Regions from separate parts of the Homo sapiens genome. Here region 1 is linked to region 2. Evidence: chromatin loops called from intact Hi-C (ENCODE). Cell type or tissue: ascending aorta. All regions are shown on one strand. Links, peaks and the distances in the headings refer to the core of each region. The heading gives the core; the rest is flanking DNA.

Evidence for each region. Peaks named below come from ENCODE experiments on the same cell type or tissue, not always from the same donor. Only the 100,000 strongest peaks of a DNase experiment are listed, where the experiment ranks them.
Region 1: a loop joins it to region 2, with 3 times the contacts of the local background. A loop is called at or near these places in 19 of 110 quality-filtered maps.

The regions. Positions count from the first base shown.
Region 1 is chr6:150,402,048-150,404,959 of GRCh38, forward strand. IYD (iodotyrosine deiodinase) reads left to right here. Exons shown (of 5, transcript NM_203395.3): 5 at 1-2,912. Among named protein-coding and RNA genes, the nearest start is that of IYD, 34 kb to the left of the region's middle. RefSeq lists a silencer at 1,566-1,860. In ascending aorta, for the core only: no CTCF peak of the experiment used is centred there; a DNase peak (open chromatin) is centred at 1,644; H3K27ac peaks cover 627 bases.
Region 2 is chr6:150,067,660-150,070,571 of GRCh38, forward strand. It overlaps ULBP3 (UL16 binding protein 3), which reads right to left and starts at 1,462. Exons shown (of 5, transcript NM_024518.3): 1 at 1,320-1,462. The coding sequence starts at 1,407. LOC124901428 (a long non-coding RNA gene) reads right to left here and starts at 2,614. Exons shown (of 2, transcript XR_007059809.1): 1 at 2,099-2,614; 2 at 1,769-1,991. RefSeq lists enhancers at 1,137-1,186, 1,207-1,286, 2,484-2,912. In ascending aorta, for the core only: CTCF peaks have their summits at 1,713 (motif pointing left) and 1,930; DNase peaks (open chromatin) are centred at 1,006 and 1,532; H3K4me3 peaks cover 1,616 bases; H3K27ac peaks cover 1,532 bases.

The DNA.
Region 1 (2,912 bases), core at 304-2,803, 330 kb after region 2:
TGCTGATGCTGGTGATTGGGTACCACATTTTGAGAACCATGGGGCATTGGCAATCAACAAATGCAATGCTTGTGACTTGACGTGATAAAAGTTCATTTATTGGGCAGGCAAAGTCCTCTGCAGGCCTGGAAACCCTCCGAGACAATTACTTGCATGGGGTAACCCAGTAATACTGTGGGATGCAACTTCTAGGGCATGGCTGCCTCCTTCCTAGAGGCAGCAGGGGGAGAAAACACTGGAAGAGGTCACCCCAACAATTCCATCGTACCTTGGCCTAGGAGTGACCTCCTCAGTCTCACAACCCTTTGGCTAGAACTAGTCATGTGACCTCACAGGAGGTGGAGCAGTGTCGTCAATGTTATCATCCCCCTGCACCTGCAAGGAAGGAGGCCCAGATGTGTGTAGGTGCTGGATGTCTCTTCCCCAAAACATATAACTCTGGATTTGGAAAACAAAACTGGATATAACAGAAAAGAAAAGGAGGGGAGAAGGAAAGTTGAAGAAATTGGTGAAATCAGAATAGGACAGTGAAAGGCATAAAGATTTTCTTCTGAAACGCTAAGATCGGTTGATATTTGTCTAATACAGCTTTAAATAGAGTATCACTTTGGGCCAAAGAAAATTGATATAAACATACATAAAGTGGAACTAAGATTGACTTCTTCCTAGACATCTCTGCCTCTGTCCACAAAATGGAAACTTCCATCAAGGAGTACTGGAGGACAGTTCAGTATTTCTTCTTATTTGCTCCTCCCTATGAAAGGAAGAGTGACTTCTCTGCTGCATGATATTGGGGGTAAATAGTTATTGCACATTTGCTCAAACCCCAGCAAAGTGCACCCCATTTTAAGCCAAATTTACAAACTTACAAAGATGATCCACCAATAGTTTTCTCTATTTACTTTATTCTTGCTCTGTCACCCAGGCTAGAATGCAGTGGTGTGATTATAGCTCACTGCAGCCTCCAACTTCTGGACTCAAGTGATCCTCCCACCTTAGCTTCCCAGGTAGCTGGGATACAGGTGCACGCCACCACACCCAGGCTAGTTTTTCTAAATATTGGAGTTCCCAAAGAGTATTCAAACTGATGTGATATTTTAAAAGACATTTTGTAAGCATCTTTTAGGAATATCAGTAAGTGGAAGAAAAACACATAGTTATCAGTGGATATTATGCCAGAGAGGCATGAGAAATATAATTTTATTTTGCTAGGTATCAGCAGAGTGCCCTCTTATAATTTGTGTGAAATGGAAACAAAGGTAACATCGTGTTTTCAATTCACACATATATACAAGTAATGAGAGGTCCAGAAGAAATGTGGCTTCAGCTCTGCTGCTACTGTGCCTCCCTTCTCCTGCCCCACTCAGCCCACAAAATAGGCTGGACACTCAAAAAACGTTGCGTTTATCTACCTTTTAGAGAGGGTGAATAGCAGAGAACTGGAGGTGGGAATGGTAAGGAACTCCCAGCAGGGTAGTGGAGGGAATGGGCTGACGCATCTAAGGCTGATGCCAGGTCTGCTCCCTATCTGGGTGGCCTCAGCAAATGACGTCCAGCACATCCAGGGGCAGGCTCAAGGGAGAACAGCCCCCAAAGCTAAGATCCTGCCAAGCTAAATACAGTAGTTCTAATGAAATGTGAGAGGCTATAATCCCATTTGGGAAATTCCTAAAAAGTCATGAGGCAGGGGATTGGTTTATGTTATTATCATGACCTGAGAGTCATGGCTCAGAGCCAAATGTTCAGGATTGAATTCAACAGCATTTAAATGTCTTTAGAGCAGGATGGAAATATGTTAGCAATGCCTGCAGAGTGCCAAGTAAACGCAAAAGCCAATGAGATCATAAAGGAAGTTGTTAGCTAACCTAGGTGGAGTCGCCAACTTCCTTCTACTCTAATAATTAAAAATAAAAATAATACTTGGGAGGTAACTGGAATAAAGGTTCTAAAATCAAAACCCTCTGAAGGGTGAAAACTGGGAGCCTCCTGTTCCCATAGTAACCACAGCACTCAGGGCACTGTCTCCCAGCGCTGGAGTACTGTCTTATGACCAGAGATCCTAAGCAACCTCTGCTCATCTGAGTTGTCCACCATATTGTGGGCATGAGTCCTTGACAATAGTAAATAGCACCTCTGTTCCCTTATTGGGTAAATGATTTTCCAACTCTGGGAATGTGTAGAATTCATTATGGAAATAATGCAATAATTCAAATCCATAATATTGATACTTTCATGTTAAGTTTAGGACTAATCTTGTGTATGCTCCTTAAGTGATTTGAATCTTTAAAAAGCTTATGATTCCAATTTGAAATGTGAAATTGATTTTACGTTTGTGATTTGAAGTTGAAAGGTATAAGAATATTTAACTTAGCTCATGAAAAGTATTAGACTAGATTTACTATAAGTTTAATGTATTAGATTTACAAGAGATGCTTAAATATATGAGAATGTTTTGTCTTAATTGGTTATAATCTTGTCATATCAATGATTTGAAGTGCTAAAATAGAAAATTAAATATGATAAATTACACAAGAAGTTTAGAATGTTTAAAAGATTTTAATAAACAAAGCCTATAACTAAGACTGATGCTTTAAGGGAGTTTGGCTTATTCAACTTGAGTTAATCAAACATTAATTAAAGCCCCCCTTCCCCAAAGAGATTTGTTTTATTTATTTGTTTACTAGTTTTATAAATAGGATAATAAAATGTGTGTATGAGGTCAGAATGCTTTTGACAGAAGTAATACAAACAAAAAAACCTCACTATAACCCAAACAAATAAGGGATTATTTTTCCCTCCTAGTGAGAAGTCTGGAGGTAGATATTAGATGCTGGTCTATTGCTTCAATGAAGTTAGTGCCAAAGTCTCAGTGGTTCTCTTGGTCTTTCTTCATAACCACCGGATGCTGTTAT
Region 2 (2,912 bases), core at 322-2,821:
CTCAACTCTGCTCTTATAGCTGGGATGCAGCCATACACACTCTGTGATGAGGGGTGTGGCTGGACCTGCCACTACAGCTATTTGACCCTGGACTCCCTAAGATCCCAGAAGCATGTGTGGTTGGAAAAGGTGCTATGTGGATTTCATGGCTATTCCCAACCACAGAATCCAACAGGGTCCCCTAGTGCTCAGAAGCAAAGCTGTGCCACTCACAGCAGTGAAATCCCCTCATTTAAAAGTGGCTCCTGCTGTGGTCCTGGGCCCCTGTGGAGATGGGCCTCCAGCTATGGGAGGGCAGTGACCACACAGCCTCAGAGCTGCCCATCACAGGGTGTGCTCCTCACCCTTTAGGTCATTAGGAAGATAGGCCCCACAGTGAGAAGACACAGGTGGGTCTCCTGGGATGGGCAGGAGCAGGGCCACAGGGAACCAAGAAGCTGCACAAGCAGTTGGCTCTGATCCCCAGGACACCACATGGCTACACCCCCCCACCCTCAGGTCACACCTGAGGCTTCAGGGAGGGTCCCTGAATGGCCCCTGGGGACCGTTAATGCTACTCAGCAACAAAGGAGGGGAGCAGTAGGCCCCGAACCATGGGACTCCCCCTCACATTCATCACATCCACACCTCCCAGAAGCCACAGGCAGGGTAGGACACACTTGTGACTCTTCAACTTACACAACTTAGAGATGACACCCTAGGGGATGGGGCAGCAATTGCCAGGACACAGCATGTGCCCTCATCTGGAGTCTGCAACCTAGGACAGGGTCCATTTCAGGTTTCTCTTTTACTTGCAGGTTGCCATTGCCTGCTGTTGCTCTACAAAGGGACGGGACTTGACACAGAGACAGAGAACTCACGGCCAGCAAGGACCAAAGTGCCTTCAGCCTTTCCTTTCTAGAAAGGGTTTGCTGACTCCTGTCTGCTTAGTGACTATTCTATATGACGCTGGCGTCACCCATGTCTTGACCCCAGCTCGGGTTCCGGGGGCTCTGGTTTCTCCTTCCCGAGGACGAGTGGGGCTGCGGGGTTGCACCAGGGATCCCCTCCCCACCTCGCCCTCTGCAGCTTTTTGGCCCCTCCACCCTCCTGCGGTTCTTTTTTCGCCTTCTTTGACCCCCCTCCTGCTCTGCAGGGCAAGCAGCAGCCGCAGGAAGCGGACCTGGCGAAAAAGAGCAGCGAATCGGAACTGAGCGTGGGGGCAGTCCGGGGAGATCGCGCCGGTCCTTCTAGAAGGCTTCCCTCCTCTGAAACCCGCTGCAGTCCACAGCCCCCCAGGTTTGGCCCCCGCCCCGCTTAGGCTCCATCCCCGAACTCACCGGCCCGCCCCGTCCCGGACCAGTCGAATAGCAGGTACGGAAGAATCGCGAGGCGCGGAAGGATCGCGGGGCTGGCGGCCGCTGCCATTGTAGACCAGGAGCGCCCGGGACACAAGGCGCAGTCGATGTGGAGACCAGCGTATGAATCACTTCGGCCCTCGCATGCCAGCTAGTGATTGAGTGTGCTCGGCCCCGTCCGGTCCCGTCCCGCCCCGGGATCCAGGGGAGCCTACGCCTGCCCACGTTTGGAGGGATGCTCCGCCCTATCCCGCCCCGTCCCGCCCTTCCCCGCCCCACCCCAGGCTGGGACCCGGGGAGCCTATGCCTGCTGTGGCTCCGCTTCGTCCCGCCCCGGGCTCGTGGCCTGACAGCGGCCCCCTCTGGCCAACCCTTACCCTCCACCCCAGGCTCCGCGCGGGCCAGGACACGATTCCTTCTTGACCGCCTCATTTAATTTTTTAACACACCATTTATTATTACCCCAATGTAAGCACTGATGCACAGGAAAGCGAAGAAACTTGCACAGGGATATCCAGTGGCGGCTGTGTCCCCCCGTCACTGCCTCCGCCAGCGACACCTGCCCTCCTTCAGCCTGCGCCAAGGAGTCCCCGCCCCTCTCCGTCCAGGGCGCAGCTGCTTCCCAGTCCGGAGCAGACCTTCTTTGCCTCTCCACTAAAAGCATGAGGAATATATAGAATATATATAGAATAAAGTATATTCTATATCCCTTTATGACTTCTGGGAAAAAAAAGAAAGAAAAGAAAGCCCTAGTGGCCTACCGTGATCAGTGATCAAATGATCAATTGTGTTTCCATGGAGAGCAGAAGCCGAGGGAGGGTCTACGCATGCGTGGGGCTCACTTTGCTGTACACCCATCTGTGGCCAGCTACACGCAAATCCATGGCTGCACGCGCATCTCTGCCCTGTCCCTGGATGGTGACTGCAGCCATCCTCAAAGCGGCAACCCGAGTGTATCCTCGTCTCAGTCACCATGGAAACATCTAGATCTGTGGGCAGAAGCCAGAGGGAGGTGATGGGCCCAGTGGCCCTTGGCCGCAAGGGAGGGCTTTAGCCTGGGATGAGGAGTGGACAGAGATCTTGAGTGCCACTCAGGCCCCAGCCACTCAGCCCATTCCCTATTGAATGAGAAAAATCGGCACAGACCTCCCACTCCGTACAGTCTTCATGTTGGGATCACCTGCACCTGGTGATCATCAATCCCGAGGGTCCTGAGGCTGTGGGAAAGAGGAGGAGGCCTGGACAAAGCCCAGGGCCTGTTTCTGCTTCAGGACAGAGTCATGGGAGGGCAGCCACCTCTGTGACTGAGCAGGGACACAGGAGCCTAGAAGATTCTGGCCTGATGCACTAGAGCCCCTGTGCAGGAGGGGCCATGTGGAGGGTAGTTTGGAGGACAACAGACACACAAGGGTGGGCAGTTCTCAGATTTGGGAGGGGCAGAGCTTGGCGGGTCCCAGGATCTGTGTGTGAGAAGAGCCTCCCATGTACAGGGCTGGGGGCAGGAGCCCAGGTTAGTCCTGGGAGGAGGCCTCTGGGAAGGCCCTGGCAGCACCACCCCGAGGCCAGGTGACCTGG